Regions from separate parts of the Homo sapiens genome. Here region 1 is linked to region 2. Evidence: chromatin loops called from intact Hi-C (ENCODE). Cell type or tissue: breast epithelium. All regions are shown on one strand. Each heading gives the region's core, and the rest is flanking DNA. Links, peaks and the distances in the headings are about the cores only. Region 1 has its middle 43 kb from the start of TRP-TGG2-1. Region 2 has its middle 41 kb from the start of THAP12.

Evidence for each region. Hi-C counts contacts between places; a loop is a spot of excess contacts. Peaks named below come from ENCODE experiments on the same cell type or tissue, not always from the same donor. Only the 100,000 strongest peaks of a DNase experiment are listed, where the experiment ranks them.
Region 1: a loop joins it to region 2, with 13 times the contacts of the local background. A loop is called at or near these places in 1 of 110 quality-filtered maps.

Annotation. Positions count from the first base shown.
Region 1 is chr11:76,274,994-76,283,320 of GRCh38, forward strand. No RefSeq gene overlaps it. Among named protein-coding and RNA genes, the nearest start is that of TRP-TGG2-1, 43 kb to the left of the region's middle. In breast epithelium, for the core only: no CTCF peak of the experiment used is centred there; no DNase peak of the experiment used is centred there; H3K27ac peaks cover 749 bases.
Region 2 is chr11:76,336,142-76,344,468 of GRCh38, forward strand. No RefSeq gene overlaps it. Among named protein-coding and RNA genes, the nearest start is that of THAP12, 41 kb to the right of the region's middle. In breast epithelium, for the core only: no CTCF peak of the experiment used is centred there; a DNase peak (open chromatin) is centred at 3,317; H3K27ac peaks cover 2,488 bases.

The sequences.
Region 1 (8,327 bases), core at 281-8,280, 61 kb before region 2:
TCAGCCATCGCTGACTTTGAGGAGGGAAGGGGGCCACTAGCCAAGGAGTGCGGGCAGCCTCTAGAAGCTGGGAAAGGCAAGAGAACAGGATCTCCCCAGAGCCTCTGTAAAGGAGCGCAGTTCTGACACTCTGATGCTAGCCCAATAAAGTACATTTTGGACTTCTGTCCTATGGAATTGTAGGGTAATACATTTGTGTTAAGTCCTTGAGTTTGTGGGAATTTGTTACAGTGACCATAGTGAGACAGCGACACAGCAAATCCCACTACCACGATACTCCTTTTGTTCCCACTGTTATGCCTCCGGCTGGGAATGGAACAGACACTGCCACTTTTGGTCCCCCTAACAATCTTGGGAGAAGGTGTAATCATCCTTAGGTTACGGATGAGAAAACAGAGGCTCAGGTAACAGACAACTGCTAAAGGCAACCAGTTAGTGGAAGAGGGAGCCAACAGGCAAACCCTCGCCTGTCTGACTTGGAGCCGGGCTGGGGTCCTCATATAACTTCCTCGCCCAGTGGTCCTCTTATCTCTGCTGAAACCCTCCAGCCACAGAGGCTCACACCTTGCAAAGCCCCAGGCCTCCCTGCTCCCTCCTGGCCTCATGCCTTGCATGACCTGATGGATGGTGGCTAGAATAGCCAGTGGAGGGCGGCCAGAATGTCAGACTCTGGCCAGTCAGCGGGCAATGAATCCAGGACACAGTTGCCTTGTTGGTGGGCCCAGGCTGAGCATCCCTACTCACGGGGAGCAGGTTCTGTTTATCAAAATCTAGACTTCTGCCCTCCTCTCCTGCCTCCAGCCTCCACGCTCCCCTTGGCTGAACTGGGTTTTGGAATGCATTGCTTTGTACTAAATGGAGAAAATGTGGAACCTTGTCTTTCAAGATTTATTCTTCTCTGTGCTGTCACCTCCACTCCTGTCTAATCCTGGAATGTCCCCGGGGTGGGTGAGGTGAGGGAGGGCAGCTATGGCTCCTCCGATTTCTTCCTGACAAATGTAAAATGGGCCAGGGGGGCCACAGGGGAGGTAAATCGATCCCAAAAAGTGCCTTGTGTGCAATTTGGGGATGAGAGAAAGTTCATGTAGAGATAGGGCTCCGAGGATGCACCCCCAGGGGCTGGCCTGGCCAGCTGATGACCAAAAACAACTGCCTCCCTCCTCCCCAACACACGCAACCCACACACAGGCCCAGGCTTACACCCCCCAACTGAGTGGGAACAGTCAAGATCCCAGAGGCCAGACCACAAAACCTAAACACAGACTCCAGAGGGCAGATGAGACCCAGGGGAACGTCTCCTCTGACCTCTTCATTGGCCTAGAGAAGGGAGGTGCCTTGCCTAAGGTCACATGGCAAAGCCGGGACTACCGCCTCATCAAGCCTCAGTTTCCCAGGGGTAAAATGCAGGCCTGATGAGAAGCTCAAGTGAGGCAGAAATTGCTAAGTGAATGTGACAGGGAAGTAATTACAGCCCAGCAAGGATTGGGAGCAGTTTTCTTTCTTAATGCTGTGAAACTGAGGCTCGGAGAGGAACTTTTTCAAGATCACACAGCTGGCAAGTGGCAAAGCTGAACTTCGGACTGGCTCTGTCTGACTTCAGAGCCCACGGGTGCTACCTTTCACCACATTGTCATGTCACATGTCAGCATCACAGTGACCCTTTCTATACCTGAAATCTCTTCCAATTTCCTGAACCCAAGACCCAAGGGAGTGACTGGGAGGCCTGGGAGGCTCTGGGGAGATGTGTGAGTCTGAACAAAGGTCAGACCCCGGCTTGACTGCAGTCCCCAACCCCCCAGTTGGTCCTGTGTGCCAGGTATACCCTGAAGGCCTGCAGACAGCCCTGGCAGGGGGTCTCTGGGTAGGCAGGGGGGACATCACACACTGTGGGCTTGGACCTGTGGGGATGTCCTTCTTGGCCCACCTGGGCATTTCATGTCCCTGCATCTGTCCGGGGCTTGAGGGGCTCCTTCGGGTGCAGGCCCTGAACAGGGTCCTCAGGTGCTGGGCACACACAAGGGGTCACTCAAGCACTCAGCAAATGCCTGGCAGGCCCTGTCCTGGGTTCCGGGTAGAGACCATCAGACCCAGTCCTTTCCCTAGAGCAGTCCCTGAGCAAGTGCAGGAGAGGCGGGAAGAGATAAATGACAGAAGGGGAGCTGGCACCTTCGCACATCCACCAAAGCCACCCCTTCCTGCAAGCACAACGTTGTCTTAAAAAATACACAAATTCCTGTTGACAGTCTCGGGCCAGGTGGCCCCCAGAGTGGTGCAGGGTCAACCAGCACGGCAGCACGGCCCCGTGCACCCCAGGTCTTCAGGCCAAAACCTGAATGAAGGGCTCTTTGACTCCAAAGCTGTGCCTTCCTCACAGCTCCACAGGAGGCCTGGCTGCCTCCACTGCAGCCCACACCCTCTCCTGTGCTCGCTGCTCCCACACCCAGGCGGCTTCCTGTCCAGGCCTTCTTGCCTCTTCTGCATAGGCAGGGGCTAGATGGGAGACCCCGCGGCCCCCGCCTGCCTGGGACGGTCTGGCGTGAGTGTATGCAGAGCTGGCCCTCGAGCCAGGGCAATGGTCCTTGAAGCGCACGTCAATGTGACGTGACCACAGGGGTCACTTGGAAAGGGCAGGACAAATGGGTCATGGGAGAGAACAGGAGCATAGCAGGAGCCCCTCCCATCCGCACAGTGGTTTGCCCCTTACAAATCCTGTTTCCACACTGTGGCTCCCTGAAAGAGCCACTACAAAAGAATGGGTGAAGCGAGGCAGGCTCAGAGAGCTCAAGTCACTTGTCCAAGGTCACACAGCCACACCACAGCCCTGCTGACCCTGCCTGTCAGCCTGCCCCTCCATCCCAGGCCTCCTTCACCACCCGCAGCCCCTCTCTGGCTCGCATGGGTGGGCTCAGGGAGGCAGGGGCTGGGCTCTGTGGCTGGGCCCCGCCATGTGCATTGAGGCATTGGAGTTGGCAATGACGATGGAGCTGCCAGAGCTGCTGTCTGCCGGGAGGAGGTCACGGTCTGCAGACGCCACGGTCTGTTGGCTTTGCGAGCAGGATGAACTGGGGAGGCCCACCTGGCCCTGGGTAGGTTGGGGTGCTCTCAGCAGAGCCAGGGGAGACGGCAGCTCCGCCAGGGCCCTCTTGTTTCCCTGCTTCCTGCTGGAGTGCGGGGGCAAATAGCCCATCCAAGCCTCCTTTGCAGGGCAAGTGAGTGGGTGATGCACTAGGTGAGGGGTGCACTGCAAGAGACCGGGGGACCTCAGGCCAAGGGCAGCATTACCCAGCCCCCTTGGAAGCCCAGCAATTACCTAAGCATGGGCACTCTGGAGCCACGCTTCTGGGTTCAAATCCCAGACACCTGTGTGTGACTGTGGGCAAGGTCACCTTCACCTCTCTGTCCCAGCTGCCCCATCTGTGTGATTACACTAATACCAATGTTTACCTTATAGGGTTGTTATGATAATACTGACCCTCATAACCAGCAAGTCAGGCAAGGGCCGGGACACAAACGTAGGATCCCTTTCAACAAAGGCACAGCGTATGCATGAGAAAGACTACCCTAGAATTGCTTCAAAAGCCTCTTCCCCTCTCCAGGCCTCAGTCTTTCTGTCTGAAGAGTGGGTGGGTCAGCCTACTAGGTCTCCAAGTCCCTGAGAGGTTAGCCACCCGATGCCCTGTGCCCCCTTGAGCACTGATGGAGGATGGAGAGGCAGCGGGATTAGGCAAGTGACCAGCAGGTCTAGGGCTGAGGACAGTGTGTCCTCTCCACTCTAAGGACACTGGGAGTGGTGGCAGAGGAGGGGATGCCCTTTTGGGGGTGTGGAAGACCATGTCCCCCATCTCACTCGCCCAGCTGACTAAGGCCAGGCCCTTCAGGCAATAGGGACAGGAACAGGATTGGGGCACCCCAAACTGCTCCCCAAATCAACTTCCTTTTGTTAAAAAAATGGCAAAATCTTTCTGGTGTGGATTGACAAAAATTACAGAGCCATTTAGGACCAGACAGAGGTAGATTCCCAACCCGCCTCTTCCACATAATGCTGTGTAACTTGGGTGAGACACTCAACCTCTCTCTGTCTCCAATTCCTCAACTGTAAAATGGGGCTTATAGTCCCTCCTTCACAAGGGGGTGACAGGTGGGAGAGCTCCCTAACCAGAGCGGGTGCTCAGAAGATGCTGGGCCGCTGGGTCCTTCCCACCTTCTTTTGTTGATTCAATCCAACTACCTTGATGCCACCTAAAGTGGACTAGGCCCTGTCGTGGGCTGAGGACCCACATAGACCAGCGTCACTCCTGCTTTCAACCAGCTCAAGGGTCCCAGGAGAAGTCAATGCTGTGACCAAAATGTTGAGATGAGTGAAGACTTCACGCTGGAGGTGGAGGCAACTGGATGTTTTACCATGATTGTTGAAGTCAGATGATTCAGACACGGGGTTTATGACACTATTCTATATGATGTTGTAAGTTTTTCATGAATCACCTAAAATCATCTCAAATTCTATCTTCCATATGTAATAGTCTCAACAACCAGACGTCAGGAAGCATTGGAGGATCTGTCTAACTTTGCCTCCTCTGGACAAGGTCCAGTTTGTCCATGGAGCCCAGAGCAGGCCGTTCTCCAAAGTAGAACATTCCTTCCATGTCCAGCTTTGGAGAAATGTAGGGTCCTGGCCCCCACATTTCTGGTGATGCAGCCAGAGATGATAATGGTGTCCTTTGCAGCCTGCCGCTGTTGGCTCATGGCCACTCTCCCCTCTGCTCCTATCCTGGGTGGCCTGCAGGTGGGCTGAACCACAGGCGGCAAATATTTGCTGACCGAGGGAACGTATTGTCATTGAATACCACTCAGCAGGTGTCTGCATGTGAGGGGGTGAAACAGGGGGCAGTGGCTGGGGAAGGAATTGCCTGAAGCTTCACACCTGTGGGGAGGCCCAGACGGTGGGTGACCCAGCCCCAACCCTGGTCAAGTTCAAAGGCTGAGGGAGAAGACAGGGGCCAGATCGGATGCTTGAACAACAGGGCGCAAGAAGTAAAGATGTCATCAAAGGCTGAGGTGACAGCTCTGCAGTTGCGCTGAGCCAGAAAGAGCTGGGCACGAGAAGACAGGTCAGGTCCCCACAGCAGAGTGAGGGCAGGGCACCAGCAGCTCCTGGGGTAGCCCACATATTCAGAGACACCCCCTCGCAAGGAGAGGGCAGGGTTAAACATGAGTGGCCAGGTGGAGTGTGGCATATGAGCATCAGGACCCCATAGAGACCCAGATCTACCCTCGAATGTGTGCAGCCTCACAGGGCACTCCTGCAGGTGGAGATAGCAGTAACACCCCCTTGAGATGTTCAGGGCGGAGTTGATGATGGGCTGACACTGTGGGTGGGCGCTCGGTGGAGAGGGACTCGCCTGCCTCTAAATCAGGTCCAGCCCTCAGCTCCAGGGCTGCTCCTAGTGAAGCTGGCCCTGCCCACCACTTGTTAAAAAATATTCCGAATAATACTCAGCTGCATCTTGTCAAGCATCTGCTAGGTGTCCGACAGTTGCTAAGTGCTTCATAGGCCCTAACACGGGATCCTCACGAAACTGCATGGAATAAGTGCTACCACTTCCTCCCTTTCCAGGCAAGGACACTAAGGCTGGGGAGCTGAGGAGACTGCCTGAGTTGCGAAGCCAACATTCGACAGACGACTTCGGGGACCACCAGCCAGGCTGCAGGGCCCTGCTAGTCCTGCGGCCATTCCTTCCTGCAGCTTGCCACCTAGGCCACTCGGCTGGCCCAGAACCACCTGCTGCCTTCTGTTGTCCTTAGAACAGGGAACAGTGGGGTTCCTTAGAACAGACTCCTGGGGTGCCCACTGGTCCTGTGGGCAGAGAGAGACTCTGACCACTACCTTAGGTCTCCCATTCCCAGTAGGGAGAGACTTGGTGGCCTCATGCCCTGTGGAGAGATGAGGGCCTGGGTGGGGGGAGTGAGAATTCGGCCATTGTTGGGCAGGGGTCCTCAGAGCAGCCACGAGTCCAGAGCTCAGAGGGGAACTCACCCAGCTTGCCATGCCAGGGGCTGCCGAGGACCCCGGCCTCCTGCTCCCAGCCAGGTTCTGGCCACGTCGTGGAAGAAGGGGAGGCAGGGAGCAGGAACAGCCAGGTCTCCCCCGATGGGGCCAAGGCATTGGAACCTCCCTGCTCACTGTCTGGGGTGGGGGTTGAAGAAACAGCACAAGGGCCTGGAAACTTGGGACCTGTGGAGTGGTCTTGGGCAAGCCCCTTACCCTTTCAGAACCTCCGTTTCTGCCCAGTTGACCCACTGGCTGAAGTGTCCAGCGAGACAATGTGTGCGAGTGTCCTCGGTGGTCCCCTGCCTAAGCTTTCTACCACTGCTCTTGCTACATGACCTCAGGGCACCTGTGTGGCTGTCCTGGCTGGGCTCCAGGCGGGAGCGGAGCTGTGGTCTGCTCAGATAAGGAGCCCCCCGGCTCCCAAACAGGATGGTAGCAGCCCCACTGTGTGATTTTAGGAACCATCATAGCAGTCAGGCAAACCAGGAAAATAATACTAACCCGGCCAGCTCCTTCCTGCTGCCAGAAATCACAGACGGGAAAGTGCAGGGGCCATGGTGGGCGAGGGTGCTGGGGAAGCCAGGTGCCCTTGAGCCCGCCTGCCATGGGACTCTGTGGGATGTTTCTGGGCAAGGCTGGGCAGGGGGGCTGGTCTCAGCTACTTATGCCCACACCTCCCCTAGGTGGGGCCCTGGGGTGGGGGTAGGGGCACCAGTGCACCAGAGGAGGTTTCACCGGGCTGGACTGGGAAGGCCCTGTCCCTGCCTCCTTGTGACTCTGGAGGTCCCTGGCCCTCTCTGGATGCTGGGATTCCCATCTACATTAGGGGACTTCTTTCTGACTCCCTATGATCCTGATAGGGGCTGGGGGGTACCATCTGCAGGGCCCTGTGGCTGACACAGGCCCAGGGAAGGGTTGGGACTCTGTCTCAGGCACTCCCCACCTCCCCATCTCCCTGCAGCCTGCTTCTCCCATCCCTCATCTGGACTACCCACTTCCTCCCCCGGGCTCCCCACCTCCGAATCTGCCTCACTCATTCCAGGGGGATGCAGACATCACCCGCAAACAAACAGGGCTCCTCAGGGTGAATCTAGGCACCTAGGAAATGTTCGCTTTTGGGAGGAAAGTTCCAGGCAGAGAGAAAAACACACTGAACGCCTGAGGAGACCCGGCCCATTTGGGCACAAGGGTGGCCCATGGTATGGCTCAAAGACCAAGACGCGATGGGGACACAGCGATGGGAGTGGAGGCTGGATGGGGCATGTGGGGGACAGTGAGGGCGGTAAATGCCTGTGAGGCCTGTGCTGGGGAGGCTGCTGCACAGGACGCAGGTGCTTGAGGAAGAAGCTCTGCCCACAGTGTGGGAGGCACGGCACAGGGCCGAGGAAGAAGGCAGAGGGACCGGGGCGGCAGGCCTGGGGAGTGTGCTGGGGTCGGGGAGGACTCCAGAGCCTTGACAGAAGCATCAGGATGGCCCAGAAAAGGGGCACCCACCGTGTGGATAGGAGCCTGGCTGGGCTCCAGGGTCGCCCATCCCGGGGCAGGTGCAGGGAGGTGTCTGGTGTTCAGTGGCCTCAGAATGTGGGGCCTGGTGCAGCCTTGGGGTGTGGAAGGGCTTTCATGAACTGTGAGAAAGAAATTGCTGTTCTTTATATATGACCCAGTCTATGGTGTCCGTGACAGCAGCAGGAGACGGCCTCAGACAGTGTCGTAGACTGTGAGATGGAGGCAGGGGCTGTAAGCGTGCGTGTTCAGCACCCAGTGTAGCATAATTCCCAGGGAGCAGCTGGTCAGCTCTACCCTAAAACGGGCTCTGGGCCAGGGATGAGCAGCATTATCTGTGTCAGAGACCCCACTGTCCCCTGCTAGGGACACTAAGCAGGACCCTGGCAGATACCCCCAGGGGGTCACCCACTCTGAAGGCAGAGGCTGGACTCCTGTGCCCGGGCAGGACAGACCCTCCTCTGCCTCAGCACAGCCCTGACCTCAGCCTGGCCCCTGCTGCTGACTCTGCTGACTACCCTGGACGCAGAGGGGCTGGAGAGAAGGGCCTGGGGGAGGATATGAGGATATGTGTCCAGGGCCTGGGGTTTTCCTATAACTGCAGGTGGCTCATGAAATCCTCACAGCAGCTGTCAAAGGAGGCAGGAGAGGTGAAGTGGGGTCCCCAAGGGCATAATGCAGGAAGCCGCAGAGCGGACTTGACCCCAAAGCCCTCACACTTTTTCTTTCAGGGCTGCTGCCCCCAAAAGGAAGGTGAGAGGTGAGAATGAACTTA
Region 2 (8,327 bases), core at 97-8,096:
ATGCTTCCTGTACAGCATGTGGAACCATGAGCTGATTAAACCACTTTTCTTTATAAATTACCCAGTCTCAGGTAGTTCTCTACAGCAATGCAAGAATAGACTAATACAGCATCCCTGAGGACTAGTATTCTGTGTATTAGATGTTGGGGATCACCACCTCCAGAAGCAAGTACAAATGCCCTCACCTTCCTGTACACACACACACACACACACACACACACACACACACACACCTCCCAGCTTTTCCTGAAGTGCATTCCTCAGGCCACTGATCTGAGATTCTCCATGGTCAAACATTCCTGGGAAACACTGCTCTGTCAAAGTAAATGACAAAGTAAATGACAAATGATCACCAACATTTCTCCGAGACTTTAATACTTCTCTGCCTTAGCTCCCACCATTCTTTCCATCGGGACTGCTTTTGTTTTAACTCGTTTCTCTCTGCCAAAGTTCTATGTCATCTGTCAAGGGTTGAATCTCATGCTTTTTGCACCATGATGAAGGCTTCTTGGATCCTAACAAAGTGCTTGAGGTGCCTGACGGGTGTCCCCACTCATTGAAAGAAATAAATTACTGAGTGCAATAGGGGAATGACTGAAAGGAGGGAGGAGGAAGTGATAGGTGGATGGGGAAGTGGAGAATTAGATCATTGGGAGTGATTGTGACCGGGTTAATGAGTGGTGGCATGCAGTAGTTTGCTATTCCTGTCCACAATTCTACTCATTGTGGGTGGTTTAGGCAGGATCTTGAGCTCTACAGGTTGGACTGAGGTTCCCACAGTAGCCTGTTGGTGGCTCTTGGGCAGCCCCCAGAAACAGGTGAAAGGTCCCTCTCCTCAGCCTTCCCCTTGGTCTCTCATTCTTTTCTGAGAATGAGAACACTGCCACCAAGTCTCTGCCACCACTGGACAGTGATCTAGGAGTGTCTTGCTGCATTGCCTGTTCTTGTCCTTTAGACCATCCCCATGGGCACTCCAGAGGAGAGGGCACCTGAATTAGTTTGACCAGAGAAACTGGTAGGGCTCTGTGGAAACTGGGCTGTACTCACTTCCCACCCAGATTCTGCAGCTCACTGGACACCCCTATACTGCCCCTCTCAGGGGCCATAGGAGGGTGGACCTCCAAAAGGACCCAAAATGGGGAGGCCTATTGACCTGCTTATCCTCATTTATTTTTTATTTATTTTTATTTTTTGAGACAGGGTCTCACTGTCACCCAGGCTGGAGAGCAGTGGCACAATCATGGCTCACCACAACCTGGACCTCCTGGGCTCAGGTGATCCTCCCACCTCAGCCTCCCTAGTAGCTGGGACCACACAAGTGCACCACCATGCCTAGGTAATTAAAAAAAAAAAAAATTAATGGAGACAAGGTCTCACCATGTTGCCCAGGCTGGTCTCAAACTGCTGGGCTCAAGTGATCAGCCTACCTCAACCTCCCAAAGTACTGGGATTACAGGCATGAGCCACAGCACCTGGCCTGACCTACTTATCCTTATAAGCAATTTCCTCTGGAACCGTCACATCAGCAAATTGTCTACCCTCTTTGAACCTCATTTCCTCCTAACTCTACAATGGGTCTATCTATCTCACAGGCTAGTTTTAAGTTAAAGTAGATTAAAGTGCCTGGCCTATAGTAGGTCCCTAGCAGCAGTTACTTTCCTCCTTTTCCCCAGTCCTGATTCTGAGCTGCTAGACAGAGACTATTTTTCAGTTTTCCATCATGTGGTGTCAGGACACTGAATGTAGGATAAGTTGGGATGATGGGAGGGGGCAGCTGTGGCCCAGTCCATGTCAAATACAGGTGTGCAAATTTTAAAAGAAGCCTCACTGCACCTCTGCCTGCCCCCCTCCTCCCACTCCAGGGAAGGCTTTCCTGAGCCTTTCCCCTTCAAGGATTGCTTTTATTGTGCCATCTTGTAACTAGCCGGTTTTCTCATCAGTCTCCCACTCACTCCCACCCACCTCCCACAGATATGAACTTCCCTCAAATCAAGTGTCAGGGATGACTCAGGTCTGTGTCCTCAAGCCCACTCAGGGCTTGGCACAGAGCAGCCTCACCAAATAGAATAGTGAGAAGGACGGTTCTCTATAGTTGTCACTGAAGGTCCCTAAGGACAGTTTTACTGGCTGGGAACAGTGGCTCACGCCTGTAAGCCTAGCACTTTGGGAGTCCAAGGCGGGCGGATCACCTGAGGTCAGGAGTTCAAAACCAGCCTGGCCAACATGGCAAAACCCCGTCTCTACTAAAAGTACAAAAATTAGCTGGGCATGGTGGCGGGTGTCTGTAGTCCTAGCTACTCAGGAGGCTAAGGCAGGAGAATCGCTTGAACCCGGGAGGCAGAGGTTGCAGTGAGCCGAGATCGTGCCACTGCACTCCAGCCTGGCGACAAAGCGAGACTCCAGCCCCCACCCCCCAAAAAACAGTTTTACTTGCTGCTGAGAGGGTGCAGAGCTCTTCCAAGAGTGAGTGGGCACTGGGAGCTGAGACAAGGAGAGGAGATGATGTGGTGAGAGACGGAGTGGACAGAGCTCAATGAGGAACAAACTACTTTGTGATTTCCCCTTGTATTCATTCATTAAACTCAATTAACAGTATTAAGTGCCTAGTGTTTGCCAAAATCTTTGCATGTTCTGGCTTGGGGTACTGCAGTGTGTTGGGTGAGTGATATGGATCTTGCTCTATGCATTCTGGGCAAGTTGCTCAGCGTCTCTGAGCCTCAGTGGTATCAACAATATGGCCATAATACCCAATGTTTCACGAGGTGCTTCTGAGACATAACTTAAAAAAATTTTTTTTAGTGACAAGGTCTCGCTTTGTTGGCCAGGCTGGTCTCGAACTCCTGGCCTCAAACAATCCTCCCACCTCAGCCTCCCAAAGTGCTGGGATTACAGGCATGAGCCACCACACCCCGCCAACACAACTTTATTTATGTAAACTGATAGACACAGTCCCTGCTATATAATTGTTCCCTATTAAAGATAATAAAAATCCTCACTCAGTTCTGTGTGGTTAGAACGAGGGCTCCAGTAGGCCTTGGAGTTCAGGCCAGCAATCTAGTTCCTTCATCCAAGAGCTCAGAAAACTGGGGCCAGAGAAGACAGAGGTGGAGCAGGAAGAGATCCCTGGCCAAAGGCTTATAGAGCACTCTCTTTCCATCTATGCTGTTGTTTTTCCCAGAGTTTAGAGTCTGCAGAGCAGGCGTGTATGCTGGTTTGCCAAGCGCTCCTTTGGGGAAAGTGGTATGTGAAGCTGGGGCGCAGTTTGCACATAACAGAGCAATAAAGGCGACTTCCTGGACTCACAGCTGAGGATGCACTTAAGGACTGGGCCTGCAACGTGCTGCTCTGAGCACTTCCTCTCTCTGGCTGTCCCTTCTGCTGAGTTACAGCCTGGCCCGGGAGAGTTTATTGCTTCACCCCAGAACATTCTCTTACTGGATAGAGTTTGAGGCAATAATAATGATACAAGTGTATCTGTAAGATTTTCCACTGTTTCCCTAGTGCTATCATATTCTTGATTTCATTTGATCCCCGAAACGTGTTTTTTTGTTGTTTTGTTTTTGTTTTTTTTACAGCTGGAGAAACTTTGGCTCATGGAGATAAGTATCTTATCTGAAGTCTTGGTTCTGATCACCAGGTAGTTTCACCAAGTCTAGTGCTCACTGAGTACTTGAAATAAGAGTTGACACTGAGTGCCTCCTGGATGCCAGCCTCTGCTTGAAATGCTCCACCTGCAGTAGGTCCTAGTAATCCACACAGCCACTGTATGTGGAAGACAGTTATTATTCCTTCCCCAGATGAAGATGCTGAAGGACAGAAGTGAAGCAACTGACCCAAGGATACACAGCTAGAGATGGCAGAACTAGGGTTCAAATCAAGGCAGTTAGGCTCCACAATCTATGTTCTTCATCTCAATGTCAGGGTTTCCTAACCTTTATGGGGATTTTGGGCCAGATGATCCTTGTTGTGGGGCTGTGGGATGCTCGGCAGCATCCCTGGCCTCTACTCACTAGAAGCCAGTACCACTTCCTTGCACCACGGTTGTGACAATCAAAAATGCCTCCAGATATTGCCGAATGTCACTAGGGGGTGGGGGTGGGGCAAAATCACCCCCAGTTGAGAACCGTTGGTCTGTGTTATGCTATTCTAAAAATGACAACATATAGTTATTCAATGGCAACCCATAATTTGACAAAATATGTTCCTGGAGACCTCTTCCCAAAATGAACCAATATTCAGACTCAAACAACCTTAACTGCTCGCCTCCTATGCCCAATTTATAGACCATTTAAAAATGCACTGATGCCTAAATAAATCAAGTGACTTGCCCAGAATAACAAAGCTAGTATGTGACAGAACAGAAACTTGAACATTGGTTCCAAAGTCCACATGACTTTTTTTGGTAGTATTCATTCTGATGTGAGATAACTGTATTTTTTCAATTCTAAGATACATTTTATCCCCACAGTTTAATGGTTTTGAAATTGAGATGCAACATAAAACTAGTGTATGTTTATAGCTGAAATATGTTTTATTCCCCTAAAAGCTATTATGTAATTGAAAATGTGTCTCCACCAATAGCCTCTTAGAATTGAGACTCACGGGCTTGAGCTGTGAGAGTGGAGGATGCTGATGGAGTCAGATGGAAGGAAAGAGACACAGCAGTAGCCCTCCTGTTCTGATAGGACACCGGGCCTCTGCCCTGGCCATCCACACCAGTTCTGCATCCTTACCTGCTGACCTATCCAGTCTTTGTGACCTAGTTCACACCACACTCCTCCAAGAAGCCTTTCTAGGTCCCTTGGCACATATCTCACCCTGTTCTAATTTCGTCTAGAAGCCTTTTTTCTGTCAGAGCATTTTAGTAACAATATTGTATATAGCTGATTAAATGCTTTCTCCTTCATCATGAGATATGTTAGCATCCTTGCTTTACAGATGAGGAGACAGGCCCAGAGAGGGGTGGCAATCTGCCCAACATCTCTCTCAAGGTCAGTGGAAGGGTGGGGAAAATAAGTGAGTCTCTGGGTTCTTCACACCAATATTTCATGCTTGTCGTGGGATAGTTAACCACAATCAGCTGGTGAGCAGTCGGGTTAGCCAGACCTTTCCTTGGAGAAAGTGGCATTCCAGGATGTGATGAGGTTTGCCCATAGACTCCACAATAAAAACTGTAATACATGAGCTCAGAGAGGTGAAGTGGTTTACCCAAGGCCCCACCACTTCAAAGTGACAGCATTTAGATGGGGTGTCCCGATACCCTCCTTGTTGCTTTCTCTGGTTCCTTGCTGCTGTTTTGTCCAACCCTGACCCTTTTCTCACTCTGATGCTTCCAGGTCCCGGCCACACTTCTCTCCACTTCCTTCAGCAGGAAAGGGACAACAGCCTCTTCTAGGCCCATGTCTCTGCTCTTATTGATGTCACACGGGCTGTGGCTCCTCCAGCATCTCCCACCAATGCTCTCTTCAAGAGCCAGATTCAAATCCCTCCACCCACCACAGTGACATGCACCAGGACCCTATGCACCAGACTCCAAATCAGAAAGCCACAGAGCTGGCCAGGCGCAGTGTCTCATGCCTGTAATCCCAGCACTTAAGGAGGCTGAGGCAGGTGGATCCTTTGAGTTCAGGAGTTCAAGACCAGCCTGGGCAACATGGCAAAACCTTCTCTCTACAAAAAATACAAAAATTAGCAGGGAGTGATGGTTTACATCTTTTGTCCCAGCAACTAGAGAGGCTGGGTGAGAGGATCGTTTGAGCCCAGAAGGCAGAAGCTGCAGTGAGCCGTGATCACATCACTGCACTCCAGTCTGGGTGACAGAGTGAGACTCTGTCTCAAAAACAAAAAACAAACAAGGAAGAAAGAGCTGGAGGAAAAGAGACATAAAGTCCATCCCAGCAGTGCTGCATTTTGGCAAGCCACCTGGGGATGACACTGCCATCTTATAGGCTGTTACGAGGACTGAAATGACAAGACATCTGTACAAACTCTTGGTGCACCTTCGAGTGCTGTGGGATTGAGGCTGGCTGTGTGGTGCAGTGCGAAGAGCACTGCCTCTGGCTTTGGGCAGACACGGACCTCAGGCAAATGATCCTGAAATTCAGTTCTCCCATGGGAATAATATATCAGCCTCATCAAATTGTGGGTCCACAGTGCCTGGCATACAGGAGGCACACAATAAATATTATATTCCTTCCTAAGTGTAAGCGTCATTATATGAAGCACAGCAGAATCAATCCTTTAATTCTATTATTTAAGCACATGGATAAATCTCATGCTATGGGTAGGGAATTTAACCTCAAATGAGCACTAAGACTGCTAATAATTTTAAGGCACAAGGATTTAGTCATCTGTCTTTCAAGGAGACTGTACGCTGGAAAAGAATGCAGTCCAGAAGAAGATGCCACTATGTATGGAGGGTGATTTAAAAATGCGCATCTCTTCATCCATACTGTTTCAGGTTGGCTCCCCTTCTGTATAAAAAGGCAGGAGCTGAGACACAAGCAGGTTCTAAAGAGGGCAATGAAAATTACATGGGTTGTGGTTTGAGCAGGGAAGGAAGAGAAGAAAAAATAAGGCATAAATTATTTCACTTGGAAAGGAAGGGGTAAGACGGGTGATAAATAGGAGGGTATTATATGGCAGCAGAGGGTGGTGAGTCGCATGCCAAGGTTGTTATTGTGGCAGGGGCCTGGGGGCCAAAGGGATCACGTCTCGAGACTTGGAACACATTGGAAGAAAGACTATACATATCACAGACGTTATTAATTATGATTAACAGTGGCCAATGTGAGGTTTGCTTTTTGATTGTCTTTTTTTTTTTTTTTGACAGTTTCGCTCTTGTTGCCCAGGCTGGAATGCAGTGGCATGATCTCGGCTCACTCCAACCATTGCCTCCCGGATTCAAGCGATTCTCCTGCCTCAGCCTCCTGAGTAGCTGGGATTACAGGTGCCTACCTACCATGCCCGGCTAATTTTTGTATTTCTAGTAGAGACGAGGTTTTACCATGTTGGCCAGGTTGGTCTCAAACTCCTGACCTCAGGTGATCTGCCTGCCTCAGCCTCCCAAAGTGCTGGGATCACAGGCGTGAGCCACTGCACCTGGTCTCTTCTCTCACTTTCTAAACACGCCCAGAAACTACAGGCTGTACTCTGCCATATGCATCTCACCTGCGAAGGGCACTGTTTCTATGACCAGGTCACATGAGTAGGGCCAACTCCTAAGCAGGGCTTCCTAGGTTTTCATGGATTGGCCCCTAAATCCCTTTCTATCCTCACTTTGGTTGCTTTCCTCCCCTCCAATCCTCTAGCCACTCTGAATTTCCCATTGGCCCTAGAACCCACCATTTGTTCAACAAGTATGGAGCAACTATTACATGCCAGGTCCTGTTTTACACATTTGGAATACAACCAGTAAATAGGACAAAGTCCCAGCCTTTGTAGAACTTATATACTAGTGTGGGAAGACCCATTATTTCCAGGAAAGGTAGGCTAGTTTTGAAAGGGTAGTCTGAGAAAACTTCTCCGTGGAGAATATTTCAGCAAAGACCTGAATGGTATAAAAAATGAGCTAGAAGCTAACTGGGTCAACAGCTTTCAAGGCACATCAAGTGTAAAGGCCTTGAACAAGCTTCTCTCAATGAGCTTGGCGAGTAGATGAAACCAAAAGACCACCATTAATAGCTGGGCAGAATGAAGGAGGTCCAGAAGTTGGCATAGACCAGCTCACATAGAGCCTTAAGAGTCATGGTCAGGAGCTTGGATTCTGGTCTAAGTGTGGGGGTCTGAGAAAAGGAGGTCCACGCGATCACTCTGCCTGTTGGGTGGAAAATAACCTTGTAGGGAACGATAAAGTGAGAGATGATGATGGTTTGGACTAGGCAGGTAACAGGAGAGGGGGTGAGAACTGAGGGCCAGACATAAGGGTACACTGGTTATAGGACACTTGAGCTGGGCCCTGAAGAATTAGCAGTCTAAGTTTGCCAACAGGGTCAACGTCTCATCTTTGCAGCCAAAACACCTAGCATAATACCTGGCATGACGTGTGTTAAATGGAACTGGAAAAGTAGTAACAAATATTCTGGAAGAAAAATGTTTTCATGAAGTAATCTTGAATTTTCTATTTCAGAATGCTATTTAATCTTTTTCAAGATGGCTATATATATAATAGAAAATTTGAAAAATTGTAATGTCAAAGACGGGAAGTTATAATTCCTCATAGTCCCACCGCCTGGAGACAAACTGGTATTTTGGTGTACTTTCCCCCTAGTCTTTCCATACTCATTTGTAAAAAGGTGGGTATTTCCTCTTTGAGGAGCAGCCTAGTC